Regions from separate parts of the Homo sapiens genome. Here region 2 is linked to region 1. A link is an interaction called in ENCODE POLR2A ChIA-PET data of the cell type or tissue named here. Cell type or tissue: GM12878. All regions are shown on one strand. Links, peaks and the distances in the headings refer to the core of each region. The heading gives the core; the rest is flanking DNA.

Evidence for each region. ChIA-PET counts read pairs that join two places held together with the same protein. Peaks named below come from ENCODE experiments on the same cell type or tissue, not always from the same donor. Only the 100,000 strongest peaks of a DNase experiment are listed, where the experiment ranks them.
Region 2: POLR2A ChIA-PET joins it to region 1 with 10 read pairs; 5 of 35 experiments call an interaction of 5 or more read pairs at or near these places.

The regions. Positions count from the first base shown.
Region 1 is chr4:26,189,899-26,205,906 of GRCh38, forward strand. LOC105374545 (a long non-coding RNA gene) reads right to left here and starts at 8,103. Exons shown (of 3, transcript XR_925510.3): 1 at 7,767-8,103; 2 at 6,826-7,026. LOC124900690 (a long non-coding RNA gene) reads right to left here. Exons shown (of 4, transcript XR_007058094.1): 3 at 10,648-10,759; 4 at 8,231-10,209. It also overlaps a transcript of RBPJ not described here. RefSeq lists enhancers at 7,318-7,847, 14,628-14,717, 14,701-15,202. In GM12878, for the core only: no CTCF peak of the experiment used is centred there; DNase peaks (open chromatin) are centred at 3,501, 5,061 and 7,653; H3K4me3 peaks cover 366 bases; H3K27ac peaks cover 855 bases.
Region 2 is chr4:26,291,228-26,307,235 of GRCh38, forward strand. LOC105374542 (a long non-coding RNA gene) reads right to left here and starts at 7,839. Exons shown (of 2, transcript XR_925508.3): 1 at 7,771-7,839. It also overlaps a transcript of RBPJ not described here. RefSeq lists an enhancer at 8,784-9,547. In GM12878, for the core only: no CTCF peak of the experiment used is centred there; no DNase peak of the experiment used is centred there.

The sequences.
Region 1 (16,008 bases), core at 3,249-11,248:
CCTAGGAAGAAGACTTTTCTTAAACACACAAGTTCCCCCAACACACCCAACACACACACACAGATACACACTTGACAGATGCTGCCATTCATAATAAAATTCAAACACAGGAGCAAATGGATTATACAATACCTGTGCATCAGATAATAATGGTCAATATTTAATGAGCACTTACTACATGCAGTCACTGTTCCAATACCTGAATACAGTAGCTAGAAAGAATCACTTGCTCTCAAGCATATGGAAATCAGCTACTTGTAGCATTTGCTGCCTGCTTTGCTTTGTTCTCATGGAAATCTCCCTTGAGAGCAGCAAATCTTTTGAGAGCAGTGCTGGTTTAGAAGATGGTGCTGCCTTTCCATTCTACAATTGATCTTGATTGAGAACATCCCTTCACGGACTAAGATACCCAACTTCTAAGGCAAAACCTGGTCCCTATGGGAAACATAAGAGGGGGAAAGGCAGGTCCTAGACAGATTTATGGGACTTGGATTAACAATTACATGAGGGTTTCCCAAAATGATAACTCAAGTTTGACCTGAGTTTGGTACCCAGAAGGCTTTCAAACCATGGGTAATGTACCATGATATGATTAGAAATAGGTGAGGGCATCTGCCTTCCCTTTATACAGTGAGAGAAAGGAAAAGGACTTATGGAAAGGGAGAACCTGCAGGGACATGCATGCCTCTCTTCGAGGGCTCCAGAAGGGGCCTCAAAACTATCCTTACCCAAGTACTTTGTGGACAGTCTTCAGCGAGTTTGAAGACCATTAGCCTATGTGTAATTTCCTTGAATACAGGGGACCCTCTTTTGCTGTTTGACCCTTCTCTGTAACAGCAAAAATATTTATCTAGAGTAAGCTGTCAATCAATGCCTGTTGCACTGAGAAATGATGTCAGCTTTGTTTGGGGTTTTGCAGATCAGTTTCTTGAGAAGTAACATACATACATTGAAATGTATAGTGTGGCCAGGCACAGTGGTTCATGCCTATAATCCCAGCACTTTGGGAGGCTGAGGCAGGAGGATCACTTGAGCTCAGGAGTTTGGCACCAGCCTGGGCAACATACCGAGACCTCGTCTCTACTAAAAGTCAACATAAAAACAATAGCCAGGCATAGCAGCACACACCTGTGGTTCTAGCGACTCAGGAGGCTGAGGTGGGATGATCACATGAGCCCAGTAGGTCAAGGCTGCAGTGAGCTATGACTGCACCACTGCATTCCAGCCTGGGCAACGGAATGAGACCCTGTCTCAAAAAAAAAAAAAAAAAAAAAAAAAAAAAATATATATATATATATATATATATATATATAGAGAGAGAGAGAGAGAGAGAGAGAGAGAGATAGAGAGAGAGAGAGGGAGAGAGGGAGAGAGAGATCGTATCAAGTGTATCACTCAAGGATGATTTTTTGATTTTTTTATATATATACAGACTCCTCTACTACCCAAATCAAGAGAGAGAACAACTGCAGCTCCACAGAGGGTTTTCTTGTGTCCTTTTTCAATCTATTATCTACCCCCATCCCAGGTAACATCTGCATTGGGAGTGACCAAGACCACCCCAGGTTCAATGACTCACCAGGAGGACTCATGAGACTCAGAACATAGTTGTACTCATGGCAATAATTTATTACAGTGAAAGGATAAGAAGCAAAATCAGCAAAGGAGAAAAGTGCAGGGAGCAAAGTCCAGAGGAAAGCAGGAGCCAGCTCCAAGAGTCCTCTCCCAGCCGAGTCATGCAAGACCCACTTAACTCTCCCAGCAATGACGGGAGACTACATGTATAAAATGTGGTCTACCAGGGAAGCTCATTAGAGACTTAGTATCCAGGGTTTCAACTGGGGGCTGGCTGGTCATAAAGGCACTCTTTGCCTACCACATAGCAAAATTCAAGGCAGATACTCAGTATAAACCATACTGCCTAGGCACAGTGAACCACGCTTATCAGTTAAATATTTATGGAGAATACTCTGAAAACCAAGTTCCCAGATGCCAGCTAAGGGCCAACCTTACAAGCAGGCCTTTCTAGGGATACCAATCTCAGGCCTGCTATGTAAACTCTTCCACAAACCACTATCCTGACTATACATTTGTTTGTCCCATTCTTTAAAATTTTTTTTTTTTTTTTGAGGCAGAGTCTCACTCTGTTGCCCAGGCTGGAGTGCTGTGGCACAATCTCAGCTCACTGCAACCTCTGCCTCCCAGGTTCAAGTGATTCTCCTACCTCAGCCTCCCAAGTAGCTGGAACTACAGGCTGCGCCACCACGCCCGGCTACTTTTTGTGTTTTTAGTAGAGACAGGGTTTCAACCATGTTGGCCAGGCTGGTCTTGAACTCCTGACCAAGTGACCTGCCCGCCTCGACCTCCCAAAGTGCTGGGATTACAGGTGTGAGCCACTGTGCCCAGCCCCATTCTTTAACTTTATAAATAGAATGACATAACACACATTCTTTTGTGTCTAACTTTTTTCACTTAAAATAATATTGTGATACTCATCTAAGTATTTGTCCTGCACACACAAATTCCCCCATATACACAACACAGATGTTGCTATTAATCATTAAATGCAATCACAGAACAAAAGGATTATGCAATACCCACTCATTAGATTAAAATGGCCAGTATCTAATGAGCACTTACTATATGCCAGTTACTACTCAAAGTTATTGACATATACTAGCACTTAATTGGTTCTCAACTCTATGAGGTGGGTCTGATTAACATCCCACTGCTGGATGAGGAAGTGAACAGAGACCAGTGGGCTGGCAGTTGGAAGACACAGCATGCAAACCCGGGAAGCCTGGCCCCACCAGTTTAGGTTTAACCATCACCACACATTGCCTCGCTGCCATGTAAGCCCATTTCTTATTATTTCCATTCCATAATAAGCACAATCACCATAATAGGCAGGATAACAGCCCTCCAAAATGTCCATATCCTAGTCACCAGAACCTGCAAATACGTCACCAAAGGGACTTTGCAGGTGTGATTACATTAGAGATCCTGAGATCGGGAGAATATCCTGGATTCTACAAGGGTCCTTATGAGTGAAAAAGGGAGACAGAAGAACCAGAATCAGAGAAGGGGATATGATGACAGAAGCAGAGGCTGGAGTGAGGCAGTTGCTGGCTTTGAAGATGGAAGAAGGAGCCATGAGCCAAGGAATTCAGGTCCCTAGAGGCTGGGACATTCAGAAAAAAAAGTGCAGCCCTGCTGACGTGGCACTTTTAGCTCCATTAAGATCCATGTCACCTTCTGACCTCCCAAACTGTAAAATAATAAATTTGTGTTCCTTTAAGCCACAGAACTAATGGGAAGTTATCACAGTAGTAATAGGAAATGAAAAGGCATGTATCAGTGGAGGGATGAATATTCACAAAGCGTTTCATACAAGCTGATCACAGCAACAGGTTGCCCAGAGCAACAAGGAGGCTCTTGCTTCCATATTGAAAATGAAGGTGCCTCTTGTCTCAGTTTTGGAATAAGTAAAGGTTATCCACAGAGACGCGTTCTCATTTTTACTTTTACAAAGTTGACTTTGGTGGTTCTTTTTATGAAAATTTCCCCTTTCTTCTTTGTTTCGGTGTCAATTTTTTTTTTAGTTGAAGACTTTTTAAAACTTTCCCTTCCTGAACATTTTCCACTGGGTTTGAGCCCTGAATCTGCCTTTCAACTTGCTCCAGAACACTGGCATCACCATAATCGCTAGTATAATAAATCATGGAACTATTACCCTTGCTCAACATAAGCACCTTCTCCACTCCCACAGAATTGCAATCGCTGCTGTCAGATTGTCTTCACACAGCTCAAGCTTCACACGGCAGCCAGAGGGAGCTTTTTAATCCAAAAATCTGACACTGCCTTTCCTGTTCTCCAGCTCCTTCCATAGCCCCCTCTTATGCTCAGAATGATGACCAGATTGCTAAGCCTGACCTCCAGAGCCTGCAATACCTGGCCCCTATTGCCTTCTCAGCCTCTATCTCCCTGCATAGTTTCCCATTCTCTGGTCCTACCAAGCTGCTCATTGCTTCAAAACATGGCAGGTTCTCCCAAGCCTCTCTCCCTCACACATCTTGCTTCCTTTACGTAGGGCAACATTCCCTCTCTCTTCCTTCAGGCTAATTCTATCCATTCCTTCCTTAGCTGATTATTACACCCAATTATCCCAGTGTCACCTGCAAAGACACGGGTAATAGCATTTGATAGACACACAGGTGTTTATCCAGAACATTCATCCCGTTTACTTCTGAACCATGGTTTCCTATGTCATCTATGTCTAATTTCTTGGCTGGATACTGGCCTGTCAGCCCCTTTCTCTGGCTCTTGGGTCTTGACCTTTCCCATTGGATAGTTGACACTATGAAACTTGCTCTGAGAATCTGGTACATTTGAGCCCCGGGTAAGAAACACTCCCAAAGGCTCTAGTCTCAGCCAGATATAAACATGCACATGAGCACACACACACATTTAATCCAGAAGAGAAACACTAAGGAGCACTGATATAATAACCATAGATAATATCTATTGAGCACTTGCAGCATGCCAGGCACTGTGCTAAGCACTTTAATAATCTTGTGCCCATTGTCAGATGAGGAAACTAGGTTCATGAAGATGAAATAACTTGTTCCGTGCCACACAGCCTATCAGTGATGGAACCACCAGGTCACATGACTTCAGAAAGCTCAGCCATCCCCCCAGAACAGATTTCTGGGCCTGTAGGCCCCCACCTATCACCACCACACTTCACCTCTCCTCTGAGCTAGCACAGTTACCTTTGCATTTTGTACCCTGGGTTCTAATTGTGTGGACCCGTGTGTCTCCACTAGACCATGAGCTTCCCAGAGGAAGAAGCTCAACTTTCATCTCAGAGCACACGATACAAATGCAAAATAAAATGTCTCCCTCAGAGAGTGGCTGTGACCAGTGGTCCTGAAGTCTCTGCTGCCCTGGTTTTGCACACCCTCCTAACCATATCTATGTGTGCACCTGCTAGGGAGCAAAGAATAAAATGTGAGACTCCTACTAACCCTCTCTGCCCAGGTTCCTGTATGGTGATGAGCTCTCTTTCTGAACTGATTCATAGCTGTCTTTTCAGGTTTATACTGTAAGCCACCTCAAATCTCTTGGGAAATAAAAGTGAGTTTATTTATAAATGAATACGTGTTTATCTGGGAGATTAATAAAAACTAGAGCCAGGCATGGTGGCTCATGTCTGTAATCCCAACACTGGGAGGTCAAGGTGGGAGGATCCCTTGAAGCCGAGAGTTCAAGACCAGCCTGGCCAACATAGCGAGACCTTGTCTTTACAAAAAGTTTAAAAATTACCTGGGCGTGGTGGCAGCATGCCTGTAGTCCTACCTACTTGGGAGGCTGAGGCAGGAGGATCACTTGAGCTCAGAAGTTCAAAGCTGCAGTCTTTTATCTATCCAGTTGTCCATCAACTGGTGAATGGATAAATGAAATGTTCTGTACAGCAGAACATTATTCAGTAAGAAAAAGGAATAAAGCTATGATCACACCACTGCATTCCAGCCTGGGTGACAGAGTAAGATACTGTCTCAAATAATAATAATGATAAGTTTTAAAGCTAAAATGATCCATGGTGGTCAGCTGCTTTACTTCTCCCCTTTCTCAGACAAAATAACTAAGGTCTATATCGAACTTCGAAAACTGATCTCTGAGTATGTTTTTTTTTGTTTTGGTTTTTGTTTTTTGAGACGGAGTCTCACTCGGTCGCCCAGGCTGGAGTGCAGTGGTGTGATCTTGGCTCACTGCAACCTCCGCCTCCCAGGTTCAAGTGATTCTCCTGCCTTAGCCTCCTGGGTAGCTGGGATTACAGGCGCCCACCACTACACCCAGCTAATTTTTTATATTTTTAGTAGAGACGAGGTTTCACCATGTTGGTCAGGCTGGTCTTGAACTCCTGACCTTGTGATCTGCCTGCCTCGGCCTCCCAAGGTGTTGGGATTACAGGCGTGAGCCACCGCACCTGGCCGTGTGTTTTGTATTTTGACCCACATGACTTTTTAGAGTGTCGTTATTTTCAAATTGAGTGCACACACACAAACATATACACACACACAAAGAGGAAACAGAGAGAGAGAGAAGAGAGAAAAGAGAGAGAGAGAAATCTGTTAGCTCTGGTTCTATTGAAATGTTGAAACATCTAGCAGCCTCTGGGTACATACCCAAAATAAATGCAAACATCCATCTACACAAAACTTGTAAGTGAGTGGTCATAGCAGCATCATTCATAATAGCCCCAAAGTAGAGGGAGCCCAAATGTCCATCAGCTGGTGTATGGATGAATGAAATGTTCTGTATCCACAGAGCAGAATATTATTCAGTAAGAAAAAGGAATGAAGTATTGATACCTGCTGCAACATGAATGAACCTTGAAAAACCTTATACTAAATGGAAGAAGCAAGTTGTCAAAGGCTCGATATCGTATGATTCTATTCATATGAAATGTCCAGAAGAGGTGAATTTGCAGAGACAAGAAAGTATATTAGTGGCTGCCTGGGACTGAGGGGAAAGGAGGAGCAGGTGTGACTGCTCGTGGGTATGGGATTCCTTTTAGGGGTGATTCTAAATTTACAAAATGCTTCAAATGTTTTATCTTGCCTGAGAATCATAACAAACCTATGAATTGCTTACTGTTATCTACATTCGATAGATCTGCACAGTCAGAAACTGAGTAGCCTATCCAAGGAGGTGAAATTTGAGCTCAGATTTTCTGACTTCGAATTCCACACTTCTTGATTTAGTATGAAATATTTCAAAAATACATAAAAGTACAAAATCACATAACAGACAGCCACATACCCACTGTTGAGATAAAACAGATGTCGGCATTTTGCTGCATTTGTTCCGGAGCTCCCCCAGCCCTTCCTGACTGTGTCCTGATCATGACACCATTCTTCTTTATCCTGGGCCAAATCTGCCATGCTGGAGAGGCTTGGATTGCTCCTCTGTCATGGAGGCTTCTTCTTCCTTCACTTTTAAATTAATGTTCAAGCGGATTTCCTTGGATCATAGGAATAGTTTAAAAGAGAATTGAGACCCAAAAGAAGAATGATGTAGAAACACTTGAATGTATTTCTCTTATCATCTGCCATCTGTATCAATCTTTCTCTCGCTCACTCTCTCTCTTTTATTTTTGTAATAACTGGTTAATTCTCCTTTCAAAAGCTCCAGAGGTTGTCCTGAAGGTTTAATTATAATGTTCATTATAATGGAGTATAGCTGGATCAAGTAAGTGGACTTCAACCAAGGTCAGCAGTGGCAAGGTTGTGGTGACCAGTGCTCGGTTGTCCTAGGACTGGTTATGATAAGATCTACTCAGCACTTGGGGAAACAGCATGTTGTATAGTGGAAGAATTGGGGACCCAGGACCACCTTTCCATCATGTGTAAAATGGGGATAATAACACAGGCTGGACCTCTGCCCCATCCCGGTCCAGATGTGCTCTACCATCCAGTACAGCTAAGGAAGAGTCACACTGGGTCAGGAAATTCAAGTCATTTCTTGAGCTGAATGCAATCAGGAGAAAGTGGGCCAAGGAGCCAGCTCAAGGTGAGTCATTTGGCTCAAGAGAACTTTGTCAGTGGTCCCAGCAACACACTCTGCTGCTAATAGCCATCTCGTTTGATCTCGGCACTGATGCTCAAACCACAGATTTCCTGGGCCTGCAGCCTCCCAGGAAATGGAAACCAAACAACAACGGATGATTCATATTTCCCCTAAAGCGGCAAGAGAGAAACTACCTGCCGCAGAAATTGCAGCCAGCTTTTGGAGGCCCTGGCCTGAACTGTTCCTCCAGCCTCCTCTGCTGATGTGTATGGGCACCCCTGGCCGCTTGTCTTCTGACTGGTTTCTCTCCAAAGAGAGAATAGGTAAAGGAGAGGAGAGAGGAGAGGAGGGGAAGGGAAGGGAGGGGAGTGAAGGGGGAGCAGAGAGAAAAGGAGAGTTAACATTTATTTATTAAGTGCCCATTTTCAGACAGGTTCTGACTATATCGGCCACTTTCCATATATTACTTTGTGTAATTTTCATTATAATACTATGAGGCAGGCCGGGCGCAGTGGCTCACTTCACACCTGTAATCCCAGCACTTTGGGAGGCCGAGGGGGGTGGATCACCTGAGGTCAGGAGTTCGAGACCAGCCTCAACATGGAGGAACCCCGTCTCTACTAAAAATACAAAATTAGCCGGGCGTGGTGGTACATGCCTGTAATCCCAGCTACTCGGGAGGCTGAGGCCGGAGAATTGCTTGAACCTGGGAGGCGGAGGTTGCGGTGAGCTGAGATCGCGCCATTGCACTCCAGCTTGGGCAACAAGAGCGAAACTCCATCTCAAAAAACAAAAAAACAAAAAAACAAAAAAACAAAAAATACTATGAGGCAGATATTAACTACTACCTGCCATACTATACATTTCCTTATTTATTGTCTATTTTCCCCTCTAAATGGTAAGCTCCAGGAAGTCAAGGGTTCATTGCTGTATCTCCACCTTCTAGAATGGTGCCTGGCACAAAATAGCAATAATAATTATAGGTAGCACTTATTTTATGCTGCATACTGTTTACATATTTTATACATTAACTCAAGCAAATAGTAATAATAATAATGATAACAGGTAGCATTTATCTTGTGCCAGACCCTGTTCTATTTGAATATATTAACTCAATTATTTCTCACAACAATCCTAATGACAGAGGAACTACTATCTCCATTTTCCAGATGAGAAAACTAAGGCACAGAGAAAAGTTTGGCTTGCCCATTTCCCAACAGTGAGAGAGCCACAGAATCAAGATTCAAATCCAGGCCACCAGCCTCTAGAGTTTGAGTTTTTAACCATAATACCATCTTGTCTTCTTATAAGGGATGCTTGAGAAGTATTTGTTGAATGAATGGTTCTTCCTGTTTCACAGAAGAAGAAACTCACTTTTTGCTAAGTCTCACAGCTTGCAGGATCATAACCACAGCCTGTAAAATTATTGTTTTGTTATTGCTCTAAAATATACACAACATAAAATTTACCCTTTTAACCATTTTTAAGTGTACCGTTCTGTGGCATGAAGTACATTCATTTACATTGCGATGCAACCATCACCACCATTAATCTCCGGGACTTTTTCTTCTTCCCCAACTAAAACTCTGCACCCATTAAACTCCTCATTCCTATAAAATTCCTAGCAAGGAGAAATGCAGGAAGCCAGCTGTGGGAAGTCATCTGAGAGAAGTGATTAAGAATTCCTGCCCTTGGCCGGACACGGTGGCTCATGCCTATAATCTCAGCACTTTGGGAGGCTGAGAGGAGCGGATCATGAGGTCAGGAGATCGAGACCATCCTGGCCAACATGGTGAAACCCCATCTCTACTAAAATACAAAAAATTAGCTGGGCATGGTGGTGTGCGCCTGTAGTCCCAGCTACTTGGGAGGCTGAGGCACTTGAACCCGGGAGGTGGAGCTTGCGGGGATTAGAGACAGTGAGGAAAGAAAAGGTTGATAAGAGAACAAGTTAACTGCGAGATAACAAGTATTCACTAACAGGAGGACGAGAAAATACACACACATGTCAGAAACACAAAACAGTGTTGGAACACAGGACAACGCCTCTGTGGGGCAATTCTTCGAGGTCAGTAGAAACTAAAAGTCTAGATTGAGCCTGGAGTGGCTGGGGAGGGGAGAGGAAGAAAATCCCTGGAAATGAGCTTTACCGTTCAGATCTGAAGCGGAAATTTTAAGTTTCTTTATCACAGAGACTATTTCTCCAACAGCAACTCTGGCACAGATTTGCCCCTTTCAAAAACCTGGCAAGTGGTTTCTTTTTGGGGGTGTTGAAAATGTCCTGGAATCAGACAGTGATGTTGGTTGCACAAACTTGGAAATGCACTAAAAACCACTGAATTGTACACTTTTAAAGAGTGAATTTTATGGTATGTGAATTATTTCTCAATTTTTAAAATTCTTAAAACACATGCACAGAAATCCTGGCCAGAACCGTTCAGTCGAGGTGATGCTATGGCTCGTTTCTTCTGTAAATGCTTCTTGGGGAGCTGTGCCATGTGATTCAATCCTGCAGTTGATGATGGAGGCCGGTGCCATCTTCGCTCCAGCAACGTTTCCACGTTGAGTTCTGCCAGTTCTCATTCTCACGTTCACCTCTGGCCTCTCTTCGCCACCTCAAGGGCAGAGTCTGCAGACCTGGTGGGAGGTGTGTTTGCCAATGAGGAACTTAAATCGTTGTAGAGAAAATAGGACTTTGAGTGAAGTTAGCAAAGTCCTTCGTCCTTATTTTTACAGTCACAGTTATGACACAAAACTTTAATTTTAGAAGATATTGTTGGCATTTTACTCTATCATAACAACTCCTTGAAATAGTGGTATTATTAATCCAGGAGGTTATTGAGGTATAGAAAGATGACTAACTTCACCAAGGTCCACAACTGGTGGCAGAGCCCAGATTTAAACCCAAGCAATCATGGCCAGATACGGTGGCCCATGCCTGTTATCTCAGAACTTTGGGAGCCTGAAGTGGAAGGGTCACCTGAGCCCAGGAGTTTGTGACCAGCCTAGGTAACATAGGGATACCCTGTGTCTACAAAAAATAAGAAGAAATTAGCTGGGAATGGTGGTGCATACCTGTGGTCCCAGCTACTTGGGAGGCTGAGGTGGGAGGATCACTTGAGCCCATGAGGTTATGGCTGCAGTCAGCCGTGACTGCATCACTGCACTCCAAAGCGAAACTTTCTATCTGAAAAAAAAAAGAAAAAAAAACCCAAGCAATCAGATCCAATGCCCACTGTACTATCCTCCCGTGTAATAGGTGCCCACAAATCTCCTCAACTTCAGGTCTCAGATTAGACATTGTTTCATCTCAGGAGCCTCCTTGACCCCTTACTGTGATTAGGTGCTTCTTGTCTCTGGCTATCTAGTTCCTGTATTTCACCCCTTTCATGTTATTTATCACATCAAGCTGTAAATTACTTGTTTACCTGACACTACCTAGATTGTAGATAGTGTGAGTGCAGGGATCACATCCACCTTGTTCTCTGATATACCCCCATGCCTGGCATATGGATGCTGTTCCAAAACCAAATTGAATGAATGAATGCATGAATGAATGAGTATCCATTCACCATCTCTTACTCTTAAGATAATCTTTGGGGTCTCTCTACTCTGTAATTTCCCAAAAAAGGTTTGGAAATTTGTTCCGCTTTGTCACCAATAATGCACATACTATAAAGCTCCCCTCCACAAATGGGTTTCTTTCCAAATGTTTGATGCTTTTCTAATTTTGTGACTCAGGCTTGTTGACTGGTTTTTGCCTCTGGGATCTGTCCTCCTGGTTTTAATTGTGGTCCCAAACTTGTGGTATAATTAGGATGTTGGAGACGGAAAAAGGATGGTGTAACTTTTACTTAACTGGGTGACATAGCTGAGTCGGTATTTCATAACTCCCTCTGTGGTACTCAAGCATAAAGAGCTTTAGCTCTATTACAGTGACTCTTTGTCAAAAACATGTCATGGACCTCCCTTTACAGGTGCCACAATTTCCCTCCTCAAGATGGTATCAGTGTGACTCCAAGGACCAGGTGGACTTTATCCTCATTTTCCATTTTTCACTCCACAGCTTCATTGCAAAACCCCCACCGTTCTCCCACTTTTACCTCTACCTCTCATTTTCACCCTCAACACACATGACCTGCAATTCACAATCCCTGGAAGCAAAAGGTACACTGATGTAAATCTCAATGCATTTACACTGAGAGTTAGGTAGACTGTTCTGTCATACCCTGCAGTGCAAACAGGCTATATTTTTCTAACGTTCTAAACCAAGTTACACCTACTTCATGCCCTCCACTCAAAAGAGCCAAGAGTTGCCAAATCCCAGAAGTTTCTCTTGGTTTATTCTTGCCCCCTGAGTCACACAAGAAACTCAAGACTTATACACAGATCAGAAATTTGCAGGGAGGGCCCTGGCCCTCCATCCATCATTTCAATGATACCCACGAGCTACCTGTTACAAAATTCAATGCTAACTTTTCAGTCTTCATCTTACTCCAACCATCAGCAGCACCGAACATGGTTGATTTCTCCCTTTTCCCCAAAAAACTTTCTTTCCCATTCTCTGGCTTGTCCTTCCCTTTTTCTGGCTGCTTCTTCTCAGCACTTTGCTGATTCCTCCTTGTCTTCTCTCATTTTAAAGTTGGCATATCCCAGGCCTCCACTTTTAGCCCTCTTCTTTACCTTCACTCATTCTCTAGAGGAGCTCATCTGGTCCACAGCTCTAAATGTCATCAACCTACAATGATCATTTCCAAAGGAATCTCCAGTTCCAAATTGTATTTCTAAAAAAAGACAACCAGATTTGCTGTGGATTGAATGTGGGATTTTTAAAAAGAGGGAATTGCTAGTCAAGAATGACTCCAGGGTTTTTAGCCTAAGCAAACAGTGGCAATAGGCTGCCTACTTGACACCTCCACTTACATGTCCAATAGACAACTCAAATTTCAACATATCTAAAACCTGATCTTTCCTTCCCCCCAGCCCAGCTTCATCCTCACTCTTTCCTATCTCAATAAATGACGATTTCATTGGCACTGTTTGCTTAGGCTAAAAACCTCAGAGTCATTCTTGACTATCAATTCTCTCTTTTTAAAAATCCCACATTCAATCCACAGCAAATCTGGTTGTCTCTTTTTAGAAATATAATTTCTCAGCTGGGCACGGTGGCTCATACCTGTAATCCCAGCACTTTGGGGGGGCCAAAGGGGACAGATCTCTTGAGGGCAGTAGTTCAAGACCAGCCTGGACAACATGGCAAAATCCCATCTTTACAAAAACATACAAAAACTAGCTGGGCATGGTGACACGCCCCTGTAATCCCAGCTATTTGGGAGCCTGAGACAGGAGAATCGCTTGAACCCAGGAGGTGGAGGTTGCAGTGAGCTGAGATCACACCACCGTACCACTGCACTCCAGCCTGGGCAACAGAACCAGACTGTCAAAAAAAAAAGAAAAAGAGAGAAAGAGAGAAAGGAAGGAAGAAAGGAAGGAAGGAAATAAGGAAGGAAGGAAGGAAGGAAGGAAGGAAGGAAGGAAAAAAGAAAAGAAAAGAGAAGAAAGAAAAGAAAAGAAAAATAATTTCTCACCTCCACCGCTGGGTCAACCCTATCTAGTCCAAGTCACCAGCATATTTTGGCTAAAAAGGGTCTATCTGTTTGAGGTCCAGTCTTATCCCCTTAGTCTAGTCTTTACATAGTAGCCAGAATGATCATTTTAAATCAAAAATCAAATTTCTATGCTCAAAATTACCTAATAGTTTTTCATTACTGTGAGAATAAAATTAAAGCACTGCACAAGGATCTGCACAATATCTACATGGCATGGCTCTCTCTTTCCGGAACAGTCTTTGCCACATGCCCACATGGCTCATTTCCTCACCTTCCTCATCTTTATTCAAATGCAACCTTCTCCCCAGGCCCTTCCCTGACCACCCCACATACAGTAGGGTCTCCATACCCCTATCTCTCTGTCCCTTTGCCAGCTTTATTCTTCTTCATGGCCTTTAGCATGATCTGTCATAAATTTATTTATCTCTGTGCTGTCTGTCTTCCTCCCCTAACAAGTAAGCTCGGTGAGAGAAGGGACTTCTCTCTATTGTGTTCATGGCTCTGTCCTCCACTCCTAAACAGGAACTGGCTCAGACCAAAGGCTCTGTTGAGTGAAAGAATGATTGGCCACTGCTGCTACCTGTGGGGTCCACCACATAAAGGCATTAGCTGCCAGCAGACCCACCATACCCCCAACATGCTTTCATCTCAACAAAGTGAGGAGGTGATCAGCAGCAATGGGGCCACGGAGGTTGGCCTTTAAGTAATTGCTTCATTGCCTCACTCTACCTGAGTACATCCATCAGATCAACCGGACCAGAATTTATTGTGCCTGACAGTTAGGAACCTGAGGTTCTGGTCCTGATGCTACCTCTGTCCTGCTGCATGGTCTCAGCTATGTTGTTTAAACTCACTGGGCCTTAAAATGAAGCCAGATGATCAAGTGACCAGGGTCTCACTCTCCCACGGGGCTGGAGTGTAGTGGTGTGATCACAGCTCACTGCAGCTTCAACCTCCCAGGCTCAAGCTATCCTCCCGCCTCAGCCTCCCGAGTAGCTGGGACCACAGGTGCGTGCCACCATGCCTGACTAATTTTTGTATTTTTTGTAGGGATGGGGGGGTCTCACCATGTTGCCTAAGCTGGTCTTAAACTCCTGGGCTCAAGTGATCCTTCCGCCTTGGCCTCCCAAAACACTGGGATTACAGGTGTGAGCCACCATGCCTGGCTGAAGTCAGTGATTTTTTTTCTTTAATGTGAAAGAAATAGAGTACATAGTTTTTGCACTCAAAAAATGCTGAATCTAGCAGAGGAAGTTGTCCCCACACCAATGAAAGAGGTGTCGCCTTTGAAGACAGGACATACTGAGTCTGCTCAGTAAAGGCTGTCAGAGTTCAGGAAATGATTTGCAGAGGAAGGCGCCTTACTGGTCCTTGGGGACGGGTCTATGCAGCCCAAGCATCTGTGCAGTTACACAATGTGCTTATGAGCGTGGGTGGCCCTTCTAGCCATCCGCTGGGGATGGGACTACTCGTGGGTAGCCTGGTAGATGTGGCCATGCAGAGGGGTAGCACATTGAGATGAGATGACCTGGGTGAAGCTCACTGTTGTGTCCAAGTTGGAAGTGACACAGCTCAGCAGTGGGACACACGAGGGGAATCCCAACACCACCAGCTATGAGATGTCTGGCCTCAGTTTTCTTAGCATGAACATAGCACTGCTCTCGTAAAATGGTTATGAGGGTTCAGTAAAATACAGCATACAAAGTGCTTAGCATAAAGCATGGTAGACAGTAAGTGCTCAATAAAGGTTAACAGTAGCCTTGTTTTATTACTGTTAGTGTGTGCCCTGGAGCATTCTTTCTGAGTTGGGCTAAATATAGTCTCACCCCCTGCACTCATTTCACTGGAGACACCGGTCAGAAAACTGTGAGAATCTGGCAAGTGTGGAGTTGGCCACCTTTCCAAAGGGATGTGCCAAGGTCCTGGCCTCGGCGCCAGGGGCCACGTGGCTGGAAGGAGCTGCCTCTGGGAGCAGAGTTACGACTGCAGGATGGGGGAGGGGCTCAGTTAAGGGCCCAGGGCTCCCGCTGGCCACCAGGAGCACAGGAAGAGGGCCAGCCAACAGGTTCTCAGAACAGGCATGCAGTGACAGCTCTTGGCTGTCTTTCTCAAGCAGTGGCAGGTGTGCACTTATCTTTAGCAAGGAGAAGAGATGTGGGAGCAGCTCCGGCCCTGTGCCATCTTTCACTGCCAGCTGCCAGTGTGGAGTATAGGACATTGCCTCACCCTCTGCACAGTGTAGAAGAACCCAACACAGACCATGGAGGGCCCATGAGGCTGGATTAGCAGCTGCAATTCTGGAGTCAGGCTCCTGGGTTGACTATGTGGGATTCCTTTTTAGCTTTTCTTATTGCCCTCTCCTTGCCCCACCGCACAGTCCTACATTGCTGCAGTTGTCAAACTTTCAAATGGGAGCTGGGCGGCATGGCATGAGCCTGTAATCCTAGCTACTTGGCAGGTGGGGATTCCAGACCAGCCTGGGCAACATAGAGAGACACCATCTAAAAAAAATTTTTTTTGTTTTGTTTTTGGAGATAGAGTCTTACTCTATTGCCCAGGCTGGAGTGCAGCGGTACAGTCTCAGCTCACTGTAACCTCCACCTCCCAGGTTAAAGCAATTCTCCTGCCTCAGCCTCCTGAGTAGCTGGGATTATAGGCATGCACTACCACTCCTGGCTAATTTTTGTATTTTTAGTAGAGACAGGGTTTCACCATGTTGGCCAGGCTGGTTTCAAACTCCTGACCTCAAGTGATCTGCTCACTTCATCCTCCCAAAATGCTGGGATTACAGACATGAGCCGCCACACCCAGCCTAAAAAAATTTTTT
Region 2 (16,008 bases), core at 2,953-10,952, 100 kb after region 1:
TCTGGGTTATGGGTTAACATCTGCATCATTGAGGTCTATTCACAACAGGATATTGTTCAGTATAACTTTTTGCATCCAACAGAAATACAAATATTAATTTTCATGGCATAGAGAAAACTTCAAAATTTGGGAAAGTACTGAAGGATGTTATCACAAAGTTGTCATTTAGAGTCCAAGAACAGTCTTAACAATTGTACAAGCTTCAGAGCAAGGGCAGAAAATCAAGACATCAAATTGTCATGTGGGAAATCTATTCTGGGGAGTTGTAGAATAAATACTCACTAATAAGAAAAGGTGGGGAAGGTCCTTCTAAGCAAAGGAAATGAGTGACAAGACAAGCAGGTATGAATGACTTTTTTTTTTTTTTGAGATGGAGTCTCGCTCTGTCGCCCAGGCCAGAGTGCAGTGGCACAGTCCCTGCTCACTGCAACCTCCGCCTCCTGGGTTCAAGTGATTCTCCTGCCTCAGCCTCCTGAGTAACTGGGATTACAGGCATGCGCTGCCATGCCTGGTTAATTTTTGTATTTTAATAGAGACAGGGTTTCACCATGTTGGCCAGGCTGGTCTTGAACTCCTGACCTCCGTTGATCCACCTGCCTCGGCCTCCCAAAGGTCTGGGATTATAGGTGTGAGTCACTGCGTCCAGCCCTTCAGTTTGTTTTTTAAGGTTTTACATATATTTTTATTTTTTCCAGTTTTATTGAGGTATACTTGACAAATAAAACCATACAAGTTTAACGTGTACAATGTGACGATTTGATATATGTACATATTGTGAAATGATTACCACAATCAAGTTAGTTAACACATCCCTCACGTCACACTTTTACTTTTTTTAATGTGTGGTGAAAATATTTAAGATCTAATGTCTTAGCAGATTTCAAGTGTGCAATACAGTATTGGCAATTATTGCCACCATGCTTTATATTTAGTCTCCAGAACTTACTCATCTTATAACTGAAAGTTTGTACATTTTGACCAACATCTTTCCATTTTCCCTACTCCTCAGCCCCTGGCAACCTCTATTCTATTCTCTGCTTCTATGAGTTCAACTTCATAGATTTTACATAAAAGTGACATCACACAGTATTTGCCTTTCTCTGTGTGACTTATTTCATTTAGCATAATGGCCTCAAGTTGCATCCATGTTGTTGCAAATGGCAAAATTTCCTCACTTTTTTTTTATGACTGAATAATATATATATTTTTATGAGATGGAGTCTAGCTCTGTTGCCCAGGCTGGTATGCAGTGGCACAATCTCGGCTCACTGCAACCTCTGCCTCCCGGGTTCAAGCGATTCTCCTGTCTCAGCCTCCCGAGTAGCTGGGATTACAGCCGCCCACCATCGGGCTCAGCTAACTTTTGTTATTTTTAGTAGAGACGAGGTTTCACCATGTTGGCCAGGCTGGTCTCAAACTCCTGACCTCAAGTGAGCCACCTGCCTTGGCCTCCCAAATTGCCGGGATTACAGGTGCGAGCCACTGAGCCTGGCCAAAATCCTAACAGAATAACATTCTATTGTGTATGTATTAAAAAACTGTGGTGTGTGTGTATGTGTGAGGTATATACATATATATATATATGGTGTGTTTATATATATATATGTGTATCACAATTTTTTAATCCATTCATCCATCAGTGGACACTTAGGTTGTTTCCATGTCTTGGCTATTGTGAATAATGCTCCAATGAACATGGGCATGCAGATATCACTTTGATATATGGTTTCCTTCTGATGTTATACCCAGAAATGGGACTGCTGGTTCATTAGGGTAGATAGCATATTTGGATCTGTATACTATGGACACTTGGATATAGCTGGAGCACAAGGTACAGGGAGGGGAGTGAGAATGGGAGAGTAGGCTGGAAAGGTAAGCAGAAGCCACACTCTGAAGGGGCTCTTAGGCCAGTTGGGGTCCTTCTACTGCATAACCCAGGTTCCTCCTCAGGCCCAAGTAGGCTCTTAGCATTCCCTTTTCTTCCTCAGCTGCAGGCCTCAGGGCTTTGCTAGGTTTCCCCCCTTTACTAGGTGTTACCACTCACCCCATCTCTTGCATCTGGAAGGTGGTGCCCTCAGCTTCCTTTTTTTTTTTATTTTGTTTATTGCAAGACAGCACAGAGTCAGCTTGGCATGATGGCTCACACCTGTAATCCCAGCACTTTGGGAGGCTGAGGCAGGAGGATTGCTTGAGCCCAGGAGTTCAAGGGCAGCCTGGGCAACATAGTGAGATCCTGTCCTCACAAAAAATTTTTTTTAATTAGCCAAGTCTGGTGGCACATGCCTAAAGTCTCAGCTACTTGGGAGGCTGAGGCAGAAAGTTTGCTTGAACCCAGGAGTTCGGGGCTGCACTGAGCTGTGATTGTGCCATAGTACTCCAGCCTGGGTGACAGAGTGAGACCATGTCTCCAAAATAAGAAATAAAAAAATAAAAAGCACAGAGTTTTTATATTAAAAGATTTTCCAATGCTAATTATGATGGCAAAACAATTCAGGAATGACAAAAATAATAGACATGTATATGAGAAGTGTTTTTTTCTTCTTTTTTTGAGATGGAGTCTCGATTTGTCACCAAGGCTGGAGTGCAGTGGCACGATCTCTGCTCACTGCAACCTCTGCCTCCCAGGTTCAAGCAATTCTCCTGCCTCAGCTTCCCCAGTAGCTGGGATTACAGGCATGTGCCACCACACTCAGCTAATTTTTGTGTTTTTGGTAGAGACAGGGTTTCACCATGCTGGCCAAGCTGGTCTCGAGCTCCTGACCTCAGGTAATCTGCTCACCTCAACCTCCCAAAGTGCTGGGATTACTGGCATGAGCCATGGCACCCGGCCAGGAAGTTGTTTTTGTTTTTGTTTTTGTTTTTGTTTTTGTTTTTGTTTTTGTTTTTTTGAGATGGAGTCTCACTCTGTCGCCCAGATTGGAGTGCAGTGGCACCATCTCAGCTCACTGCAACCTCTGTCACCCGGGTTCAAGCAATTCTCCTGCCTCAGCCTCCCGAGTAGCTGGGATTACAGGCACCTGCCACCATGCCTGGCTAATTTTTGTAGTTTTTAGTAGAGACAGGGTTTCACCATCTTGGCCAGGCTAGTCTTGAACTCCTGACCTTGTGATCCACCCGCCTTGGCCTCCCAAAGTGCTGGGAATACAGGCATGAGCCATCACGCCCGGCTGGGAAGTTTTAAATTTAGGAGTAAGATGATCTGATTTACATTTTTAAAAGTACTCCAGATGTCGTGTAGAGAGTGGATTGTAGGGGACGGGAGTGGAGTAGAGGTCGGGAGAAGCAGGGAAGGTAACACAGGTACCTAGAAAGAGGTGATGGTGCCCCGGACTAGGGCGTAGAAGGAAGATGGTCAAAATTTTTATATGTAGGCTGGGTGCAATGGCTCATGCCTGTAATCTCAGCATTTTGGGAGGTCGAGGTGGGTGAATCACTTGAGGCCAGGAGTTCAAAACCAGCCTGGCCAACATGGTGAAACCCTGTCTCTACTAAAAATACAAAAAAATTAGCCGGGCATGGTGGTGTGTGCCTGTAATCCCAGCTACTCGGGAGGCTGAGGCACAAGAATCACCTGGGAGGTGAAGGTTGCAGTGAGCTGAGATCGCGCCATTGCACTCCAGCCTGGGAGACACAGCAAGACTCCGTCTCAAAAAAAAAAAAAAATTATTACATGTGGGCATAGTTTAACAATAGGACTAACAAGACCTGCCACCGGGTTGGATAGGGCTGATGACGGAAAGAGGAATCAGGGATAAACCGTGAACCCCTGGAGGGTATTACTCTGTTCACCAGGCTTTGCCCTTCTTAGGAATGATCCCTTCTGGACATTTCCTCTGGATTAATGGGTTTTGGGCTTTGGGACAAAGAGCCGTAAATCACTGAAAACATTTCAGCAGGGAAATGACAAGACATTACATTTTTCTCCCCTCCACTAGGCTTACATTTCCTCCAATGAGAATGACTTTGTGGAATGAAATGACAAGTATATGGCCGTTGTCCAGGAAGAAAGGGTGCATCAGTGTGTGTGTGTGTGTGTGTGTGTGGGTGTGTGTGTGTGCATGGGTGTGTGTGGGTCTTCCACACATGCACATACGTGTGAGGGAGAAAGATGCTTCTTCCCTTCCATTCACGGCATGAATTGTTTTATCTCATTGTAAGTAGTTAATGCTAGTAGTTGTTGCAGTAGTAGTAGTAGTGGACATATTAGTGCCCAACTCTCTGCTTCTTAAAAAAGTAGCAGTCTGCTTTTTAGGAAGCAGAAAGTTGGGCACTAATGTGATGGAGTGTAGGATCAAAACCCTGATGAGATGTGACTGGAAGGAAGATACTAATGGCAGTAGAAGAGAGGAAAGAATGGGTAGAGATTTCAAAGGCACACTCTACCCAACTGTACCCAATTCTCAGAATTGGTCCTGTAAAGGCAGCAGGTTTTCTGGAGGTCACCTCCTTCCCCATAGCCCTGTGGCATCAGGACATCAAGCTCAAGGCTGATTTGGGACTTGGATGAGGGCCGTTAATTGTGGATCTTCAGCCACTCAGTGTGGGCTGGTCCAATAATCATATGATTCAAGGATGTTTAGGGATTTCCTGCCTCTACAATCTGAGCCCCTCTGCTGAATCCACTCTCAGATTTTGATGCTGTAGTTAACCCCTGGGGTGAAATTAGAGGAAGGATATAATTGTATAACCACAGTAAATCACTTCACTCCTGCAATGCTCATTTGATATCAGTAATGGAGAAAACAGATTCCTCCCATTTAGAACTACTATAAGAGCACCTGAATTAATGAGCCCAAATGAGTTCATAAATGTGAATGGAGAGAAAGCACTTCCTCTACCTCCACTGAATGTCTTTCCTTTGGGCCTGTCTTAAGTGGAGTTTAGAGGGACTATTGGATTCCTTGAACTGGCAATTTCTGTAATTACCAGTAGTTGCTGAGCTTCCTGATGTAATTTCTTCTGTAGAACAGAAAAGTTCCTAATATTTGGCACAGCAATCTCCCGCTATAATTACAGGAACACAAGGCTGTTAGTCACATCCCTACCTACCCCACCTCTAACAATGCTCTTTTTTTCTTTTTTTAGCATTAGGTAGCTGGGAGAAGACTTGAGCTTAAAACTCTGCTGTTGAATGTAGCTGCTGAGCATAAAGCTACATTCAACAGCAGAATGTGGCTTTATGGACGGTGGATGGTGTCCTTAAGTTAGGGTGATATTAATCAGGTTCAATGTCAATCAAATGGTTTAGCAAAGAAGGACAATACTTAGGGCATTTATTTAATGATTTATTCGCCGCTCTATTTCATACAAGTTTTAAGGAGGTTGGCATATATGACTATTAAATATCTTATTCTTTACTTTGATGAATAACAAATAGTTTTATTTTAATAAGTTCCATTCATGTTTATATTCTATTTTTGACCAAGTAGAATAGTTTTCTTTGTACCTAATATACGCTACATACTTGTCATTGGTTACCTACCACACCCTCTCTGAAGAGCAAGGTCAACAATAAAAGAGCTTAATTCAGAGGCCATAATTCATTCTGTATTCTGTTAATAAGCAACATCCATTTAAAATAGCAATTGCGCTTTCAAGGTCCTGGTATTATTCAGGCAAAGACTCAAAATGATCACTTTCTTGGCATACATAGAAGCCCAAATGTTAAGATGTGTTCTGTGGGCAACTCTCTGCTTGTTTTCTTTCCTAGACAAGTGGTTAACCCGTGTTGCATATCCTGTGTTTATAGAATTCCAGAAAGGTCGTGTCATGTAAATCACTTGTGGACTGGGCACGGTAGTTCATGTCTGTAATTCCACCATTTTAGGAGGCCAAGGCAGGAGGATCGCTTGAGCCCAACAATTTCAGACCAGCCTAGGCAACACAGCGAGCCCCGGTTTCTATGAAAATTTTAAAAAATTATCCAGGCGTGGTGGCAGACACCTGTAGTCCCAGCTACTTGGGAGGCTGAGGTGGGAGGATCACTTGAACCTGGGAGGTCAAGGCTGCAGTGGGCAGTGAGCACACCACAGCACTCAGCACTCTAGCCGGGGTGACAGAGTGAGACCCTGTCTCAAAGATAAACAAATAAATTTAAAAAATCACTTTGTGTGTGTGTGTGTGTGTGTACGAGAGAAAGAGAGAGAGAGAGAGAGAGAGACAGAGAGAGACGGTGTATGGGGGGGATGTATAGGGAGAATGTAAACAGAAACATCTTGAGGAGAAATCCAGCAGTGACTGAGAATGTCGATGGAAGATGCTGGCCTTCGCTTCCACGTGTTATTGTGTTTCTGTGTTCATTACCTGTTACCTTTTTTATAAGTAGCAGAGGGTAAAATAATATGTCCAAGTGGCGACTGGCTAAAGAGACAGAGCATAAAACAGCTGGTCAGACACCCTGGTTTAGTCTATCATTTATAAAGTTGAAAAACTTGAAGTTGAAACCAGATGCAAGAAAATTATAATTTATCAAAGAAAAAAAGAAAGAAAAAGAAAAAAGAAAATTTTTATCTATTTTTAAAAAACAATTCATTTTGTCCTAAAATCTCTGCCAGTTGTTTAATGAGCAGCAGCTTCTAAAATAAACAAAGAATATGAGAAAAAAACAAAAAACAAAAAAAAACCACCACCCAGAATTGATTAGTAGGAAAAAGTCCCAGGAGAGCTTTCTAATGTTGCCTTAATTTTTTTTTAAATGCTATTATACTGTTCATCTCCATTAACTTTTCTTTTTTGGAAGGGAGGTACTATTTTAAAATTCAGGGTTTTGTCTCTAATTTTAAAATGACAATTAGCACAATCACTGATACAAATGTTTCTTCTGATTTCCATGAAACGGATTAATGTTTTAATTCACCTGAACCACCAACTGAATGCCGTAGGCCATTTTGAAAACATTCACTAATCCTTGAAAATAGCATGCTTTCCCTCATATTTTTTTTCAAACACTAATCCTTGGGAAAAAAAAATACCTTCTCTCATTTTCTATTCAATGTTTGCTATTGTTGTAACCTAAGTAGGACCTCTTTGAACAAATGCAAAATTAAGTTTAACTCACAATTGAGTCTCACATCCTGTGGTCTTGGAATTTTAAAATTTCATTCAAAACACACATTATAAACAAAGTCTCCCAAATGACCATCTAGAGAGGAATGTGGCAAAAATCCAGAAACTATTGTAATATTTGGAACTAGCATAGCACAAATAATCAGTGTGTTTTTTTGAAGAGGAGATTATGGGTTGCAGTTTTACAAACTCCACGGGGGATCTGCACGAGATGGGCAAAGTTAAATTAGTTGTGTGCCTCCCAGAGAACCTAAACTCTTTACAGTAAGTGAAGAGGAAGAAGTATTAAAAGGATCTTTTTAAAACCTAGTATTTGTTCATTATAACCATAATTGGAGCAAACATTCTGGCTTACAAATTCCTATAAACTCAAGATCAAAGCAGTGTGCTTGACAAGCCTGTTCTTTAGCACATTAGTTTGGTATTATTAACAGTGGAGACTGATTCAGGGCGGGTTGTTGGGGGGATGTGGAAAGGACAAAGGCCAACGCCAAAACTTATGTCATCAAGCCAGGAAAATCCAAATTTTAGAGGCAGGAAGACCAGAGGAGTTATCAACGTACAAAATAATATTCTGAAGAAGTGCTTTTGAATGAAGAAGTAAACCTGTGAAATCAATTTAAGAACTAAAACTAACCATTGAAGGCACATTTAAAATTTACGCTTCAAAGAAAAAAGGTAGGTCAGAGAAAGCTGAATTCGTACCTCCGAAAATGCACGCTTTCCTGGGGCAGCAACTTGTTTCTCTCCGATTCCAAAAGAATGAAATAAAAGAACTCCAAAAAAGGAATGTAGCAAGGACATACTTTCTACCTCAAAAAAATAAAGGAGTTGGGGTCAGGGCAGAGCCAACTAAGAAGATGGAAACCAATCACATTTCAAAATGATTCTTACTTTCTTAGGAAAGTTTAATATGATGATATCCTATGCGTTTCTCATTTTATCCCTCAGTTAATTTTAATGGTTTACAAATTCATCAACTTTTCTAAATCTGTTTAGAAGAACACCCCTATCTAGAAGATTCACCCAAATTTCATGCTTATTTTTAATATCAGTATTAACACATCATGTAGATCTGTAGCCACTGATATGGTAGCTAATATTTTTCTGCCCTTAAGTAATTGAGTATAAGTAGATTTCACCACCTCTGTAATGTTTCAGTTTCAGTTTTCATACACCATTCTGAGAAATTTTGTGAACTAATATAGCATTTTAGGCTGTTTTCCTCTTAATCATCATAAAAATGCCTCATGTGGGAGAAAGAAAGGAAAAAGATTTTCGGCATATAAATTGTATTAAGTTTATAATACACAAATAGGAATTGCTTTATCCTGGCAAATAACGAGCAGATTTTAAGAAAAGATAGTTAAGACTGTGTGCTTTTTTTTTTTTTTTTTTTTTTTTTGAGACAGTTTCGCTCGTGTTGCCTAGGCTGGAGTGAAATGGCGAGATCCTGGCTCACTGCAACCTCTGCCTCCTGGGTTCAAGCGATTCTCCTGCCTGAGCCTTCCAAGTAGCTGGGATTACAGATGCCTGCCACCACGCCTGACTAATTTTTTTTTTTGTTTTCGTATTTTTAGTAGAGACGGAGATTCACCATGTTGGCAAAGCTGGTCTCCTCACCTCAGGTGATCCACCCGCCTCGGCCTCCCAAAGTGTTGGGATTACAGGCGTGAGCCACCGCGCCTGGCCCAGTTGTTGTTTTCAACACAAACCTCTTAATGAAGAAGCAAGGTTTTTGGAGGAGTGGAAATGGCATGAAATTGTTGGTTAACAGATATAAATTAAAAGATTCTTGACTTGGAAGCAGAAAGATGGCATCGCACCTTATCTGCCCACTTCTGACCAGAGTGTCCTTGGCCAAATCACTTGAATTTTGGGAGCCTTGTTTCTTCCTGCTTTAAAATAGGGATAAAAACATCCACCTTGCAGAGCTGGAGGTGTGTGTATGGGCAGGGGTGGGGGTGGGTGGTCTTGATGATAAATGTTAATAGTTGGCAGGAGGCTTTGCCCTTTTATAACTGGCATTCAGAATTTGAATGCTCATCACTTTTCTTTTCCAATCTAGACTTTAACTAAAGGAAGGAAGAAATATCCAAGTCTATACTCCTGAAAGACCTTCGTATCTACATAGTGCTAGAGCCTAAACGGCAAACTTAAAATTGTAAATGTTGTTGTATTGTTTGAAACCTTCCTTCATGAAATGCAGACTTAAAGCAGCTTAAGAAGGTGGAATGTACTACTAAGCAAAAGGAATTTACTATTCAGAGGGCGGCTGACCTGAATAGAAGTCCGCCTCCCTCCCTCTCTAGCACTGATCACTCCTGTTTAATTTTCTGGCATAACCTTTATCATTATTTAAAATGTCTGACTTGTTTACTCTTTCATTATCTGTGTCTCTATACTCGAATACTTGAATGCAAGTCCCCTAAGGGCCTTGACCTGTCTCTCCAGTGCTTAGTAACAGCCCCTGGCTCATAGAGGGTGTTCAGGAAATTCTTCTTTTTGAATCAACGGATGACAGATGAAGATTTAATAAGATGAAAGTGGGATAGGATAAATAAAGCCATTAGAGCTTGAGTCATATAAGTATTAAATATTTGATAGAGTAGAGGCTTTAAAGAAACAAATGAACTACCTGATGGCAAATTTAGAAGATTACACTGACACACTGTTCATCTGACCTGTGGTTCTAGACAGAATTCTTCACAGTTAATTTCTTAAGAAAGTTACAGATGAACACCCTAAAACATCCAAACAGGGAGGGGACTGCTGATCCAATGACTACTTTGTGCCAGGCATTTTGCAATGTATGTTACATGTGTTACTTATTATTAACTACAAATGGATGAGGTGAGTATTTTTATCCTCGGTTTGCAAATGATCCCAGAAGTTAAGGAACATACCCAAGGATTCCCAGTTGTTATGAACTAAGATCTGACCCATCCTCCTGCACCACGTGGCCTCTGTTTAAATTCCTTTAATAACTGTTCTGGGTCCAAATAAAAAAACAGGGATAGCCGGGCATGGTGGCTCACACCTGTAATCCCAGCACTTTGGGAGGCTGAGGTGGGCGGATCACGAGGTCAGGAGATCGAGACCATCTTGGCTCACACGGTGAAACCCCATCTCTACTAAAAATACAAAAAATTAGCCGGGCGTGGTGGCGGGCGCCTGTAGTTCCAGCTACTCGGGAGGCTGAGGCAGGAGAATGGCGTGAACCTGGGAGGCGGAGCTTGCAGTGAGCCAAAATGGCGCCACTGCACTCCAGCCTGGGTGACAGAGCGAGACTCTGTCTCAAAAAAAAAAAAAGAAAAAAATTTAAATTTTTTTTACATGCATGCAGTAAATACATGCAGTATTGCCCATTTTTAAAATAATAGAAAATTTCAATAAAAAGCAGTTTTGCAATTTGTCACATTTTTAGAGGCAATTTGGGCTAATCCCTGGAAGTAGGCATGATATAGGCTGAAGCTAAATATGAAGCCTAAGGATAATTTATATTTATTTATTTATTTGAGACCATGTCTCACTCTGTTGCCCAGGCTGGAGTGCAGTGGCGCAACCTTGGCTCACTGCAACCTCCACTTCCTGGGTTCAAGTGATTCTCCTGCTGCAGCCTCCCGAGTAGCTGGGATTATAGGTGTGCGCCACCAGGCCCAGCTATTTTTTTGTATTTTAGTAGAGATGGGGTTTCGCCATGTTGGCCAGGCTGGTCTCGAACTCCTGACCTCAAATGATCTACCTGCCTCGGCCTCCCAAAGTGCTGAGATTACAGGCATGAGAAATGAGCCCAGCCAGGATAATTTTTAAAAATAAGTATAAAAGGACAAAATTTGCACAGATTGTTAGAAGAGTATAACAACAAGGAGAAAGTCTGATGACACACTTCCTGATGGAACCTTAGCCATTGGAGCTGTCAAGGAGTTACCTCAATCATGGGTCCCAGCACAAGGCTAAGTCAGAAGAGGAACTTCTCTGAATTGTAGGGTATCTTCAGCTCCATTAAGATAGAGCCTTAAATTGGCTGAACTTTAGAGCTGGAAGGAACCTTTAAGGTGTTCTTTTCTATTTCTTCATACTTTCTTCTACATTTGAAAACAAGGAATTTCTATTTCCAACTCCATTCTTTCCCCTCTCCCCAGTCCCGTTTCTCCAGCTCTCTGGAATGGCCTACAAGTAATGTACTAGATCTTAGGTCCTCCAGGTAACATCAGCATGCTTATTACCCTTCAAGTCTCCCCAGCGTTGGGGTCCTAATTCACAATGGTAATAAGGGAGGAAGTGACCCAGCAGGCCTAGCATAGGGCTGGTTATAGAGAAATGTCAGAGGAGTATCCAGCATTCGCATTCTAGCAATGTCTGTAACTGTGAGTATGAGCTAGGGAAAGTTTCTTCATTTTTCTGGGCCACAGCTTCCTTAGCTATAAAAAGGGAAGTAGAAGTCCTGTTCAGGGGTGTGGAAGGATCAAATGAGATCATCTCCATTTGAAGTCTCTTGGACTAAGTTGGCGCTCAATGATTCCAGCTATTATTTTTATCTTAAACTAAGATCATTCTACATCTGAAAGGCTGAGGAATCTTATCCTTGTCAGAAACATAATCTGGCTGGGCGCAGTGGCCTACATCTGTAATCCCAGCACTTTGAGGGACCGAGGTAGGCAGATCACTTGAGGCCAGGGGTTTGAGACCAGACTGGCCAACATAGTCATACCCCGTCTCTACTAACAATACAAAAGTTTGCTGGGCATGGTAACGCATGCCTGTAGTCTCAGCTACTCAGGAGGCTGAGGAAATAGAAACGCTTGAATCTGGGAGGTGGAGGCTGCAGTGAGCTGAGATCACACCACTGCACTCCAGCCTGGGTGACAGACTGCAACCCTGTCAAAAAATAAATAAATAAATAAATAAATAAATAAATAAATAATAAATGAATAAATATATATATATATAATCCATATGAAATATATATGTAATCCATATGAAATATATATATATATATAATCTTTATGAAATATATATAATAATCTCAGAGCCGAGTGCAGTGGCCTACATCTGTAATCCCAGGAGTCTGAGGCCAGAGGATTTCTTGAGCCCAGGAGTTCAAGGCTACAGTGAGCTGTGATTGTGCCACTGCACTCCAGTCTGAAAAAAAAAAAAAAAGAAAGAAAAAAAAGAATATAAAGAAATATAATCTTGAACTTACTATGAAGCTAGAAGGTAAGTCAACTAGCAAAGAAATGATTATTTGCTTATTTTCTATAGAGTTTATTTTATCATTTAGTTGCCCCCACTTGAACATTTATAGAAGTATATGACTTATTAATATGAAGTTTATAATCATACTAATTTGATTTTTAAAGCATCTAGGCTGGGCGTGGTGGCTCATACCTGTAATTCCAGCACTTTGGGAGGCCAAGGCGGGAGGATTGCTTGAGCCCAGGAGTTGGAGACCAGCCTGGGCAACATACTGAGACCCGTGTCTCTATTTTTTTAAATACTATATAAAAAGCAAAGCATGTAATTGAATAAAGTTAAATTAATTTTTTCTGCTCTCTCTCCTGTCTTTGCTTAACAGTTTCATTGAGATGCACTTCACATACCATATAATTCACTCACCTAAAGTGCAAATTCAGTGGTTTATAGTATATTCAGAGTTGTGCAGCCACCAACACAATCAACTTTGAAGACTTTTATCACTCCAAATGAAGTCCTATATCCTTTCACAGTTATCCCCACATACACACTGCCGGGCCCTAGACAGCCATTAATCTGCTGTCTCTATAGATTTGCCTTTTCTGGACATTCTAGAATCCCACAAGATCTTTCATGATTTGCTGCTTTCATTTAGCACGTTTTCAAGGTCCATCCATGTTGTAGTGTGTTTCATACTTTATGTCTTTTTATAAACTAATAGTATTCTATTTTCTAGATATATCACATTTTATATCTTCATCAGTTGATGGACATTTGCATTGCTTCCACTTTGGGGCTTCCATGAATAATGGTGCCATGAACATTTATGTTTCTGTATGGACGTGTTTTCGGTTCTCTTAAGTTTACACCTAAGAGTAGAATTGTTGGGTCATAGAGTAACTCTATCGTTACCCTTTGAAGAACTGTTAGGTTGCTTTTTAAAATGGTTACATCATTTTACATTCTCACCATCAATGTATGAGGGTTTCAATTTTCCACAACCTTGTCAACATTTGTCATTATCTGTCTTTTGGCTTATTGCCACACTAGCAGGTGAGAAATGGTATCTCATTGTGGTTTTGATTTGCTTTTTCCATGATGGCTAATGATACTGAATATTTTTTCATGTGATCAATGGTCATTTGCACATCTTTGGAGAAATATGTATTCAGATCTTTTGCCCATTTTTAATTGAACGATTTGTCTTTTTATTATTCAGTTTTAAGAATTCTTTATATATTCTCGATACTAGACCCATTTCACATATATTTGATCTACAAATATTTTCTCCCATTCTGTATTTTTTTTTTTTTTACTTTCTTGATAGTGTCCTTTGAAGCACAAAAGTTTTAAATTTTGATGAAGTCCAATTTATCTATTTTTTTAATTTGTTGCTTGGGTTTTTGTGTCATATCTAAGAAATCATTGCTAATCCAAGATTATGAAGATTTACCCCTATACTGTCTTCTATGAGTTTTATAGCTTTGGTTTTTAGATTTAGGGCTATGATCTAAGGTAATTTTTTAATATGTTGTGAATTACAGGCCCAATGTCATTCTTTTGCATGTAGATATTCAGTTTTCCCAGCATCATTTGTTGCAAAGACTGTTCCTTTTCCCACTGAATTCTTTTGACACTAGTCAAAAATCAAATGACCTAAATGTGAGGGCTTATTTCTGGACTCTTAGTTCTATTCATTTGATCTGTAAGTCTGTCCTTATCCAGCACCACACAGTCTTGATTACTGTAGCTCTGTAGAAAGTTTGAAATGCGGAAATATCAGTCCTCCAACTCTGTTCTTCTTTTTCAAGATTGTTTGGCTATTGTGGGTTCCATAAAATTGTGGCTGTCCTTGTCAGTTTCTACAAAGTGGCCAACTGGGATTTTGATAGTGATTGCATTGAATCTGTGGAATAATTTGGTGAGTGTTGCCATCTTAATAATAATACCTTTTGATCCATAAACATGGGATGTTTTTCCATTTATTTAGATCCTTTAACATTTCTTTCAACAATGTTTTGTAGATTTCAGAGCATAAAGCTTGCACTTCTTTTTAAAAATTTATACCTAAGTACTTTATTTATTTAATTTGATACTCTGGATATTTAATACTCATGCTATTGGAAATGGGATTGTTTTCTTAGTTTAATTTTCAGATGGTTCCTTGAAAATATATAGAATACAATTTTTTTATATTAATCTTGTATTCTCCAACTTGGCTGAATATATGTGTTAGTGGTACAGATAATAATTTTTTAGTGGAGTTCTTAGAATTTTCTTTTCTTTTTTTTTTTTTTTTTTTTTTTCTGAGACTGAGTTTCACTCTTGTCACCCAGGCTGGAGTGCAATGGCATGATCTCAGCTCACTGCAACCTCCGCCTCCTGGGTTCAAGTGATTCACCTGCCTCAGCCTCCCAAGTAGCTGGGACTACAGGCGTGTGCCACTGCCCTTGGCTAATTTTTTTTTTAATATTTTTAGTACAGATGGGGTTTCACCATTTTAGCCAGGCTGGTCTCGAACTCCTGAGCTCAGGTGATCCACCCACCTAGCCTCCCAAAGTGCTGGGATTACAGATGTAAGCCACCGCACCTGGGCGAGTTCTTAAAATTTTCTATGCCTAAGATCATGTCAATATACAAGATCATGTCATCTGAAGATACAGACACTTTTACTTCCTTCTTTCCAATCTGATGTCTTTTACTTCATTATCTTGCCTAATTGTCCTGGCTAGAACCTTCAATACCATGTTGAATAGAATTGGTGAGAGTGGAAATTCTTGTTTCATTCTTACGATGTTGGCTGCAGGTTTCCTATGGATGACTTTTATCAGGTTGAGAAAGTTCCCTTCCATTTCTAGTTTGTCGAGCGTTTGCCAGTATTTTATTGAGGATTTTGTGTCAATATTATAAGAGGTATTGGTCTGTAGTTTTCTTATCATTTATTTGGAGAATTATTATTATTATTATTATTATTATTATTTGAGACAAAGTCACTCTGATGCCCAGGCTGGAGTGCAATGGCGCGATCTCCGCTCACTGCAACCTCCACCTCCCAGGTTCATGCCATTCTCCTGCCTCAGCCTCCCGAGTAGCTGGGACTACAGGTGTCCGCCACCATGCCCGGCCAATTTTTTGTATTTTTAGTAGAGGCGGGGTTTCATCCTGTTAGCCAGGATAGTCTCAATCTCCTAACCTCCTGATCCACCCGCTTCAGCCTCCCAAAGTGCTGGGATTACAGGCATGAGTCACTGTGCCCGGCTGAGAATTATTTTTTAATTAATAAATGTGTCAGAAAATTCAAATGGGTTAAAATTCAGTAGCCCCTGTCTTGGTCACCCATTTTCAGCCACTCACTGTTACTTGTTTGTAGGATTTTTTAAAAATTAAATATATTAACTATTTAAAATATATTTTAAAATAAATCTTGTTGCATTTCTCATCATTTTATACTTTCGTAAATCATTTTTGTAACTTTAAATAGTTTATTAAAATTATAATTTGATACTCTGGGTACTTCACATAAAATATTCTCTATCAGTTTATAATAATAAAAATAATTTAAATTGTTATAGCCAAAAAAATAAAGAACTCACTAACAATCGTAAATCCCACTTCTAGGAGTATGACTTGTGTAAATCATACCCTCCGAGGCACATCTGTAAAAACAGGAATAAAATTACCAACTGTCAGCATTGTCCTGAGGACTGACTGAGATGATTGATGTCTGTGAGAGGGCTTGAGACAGTG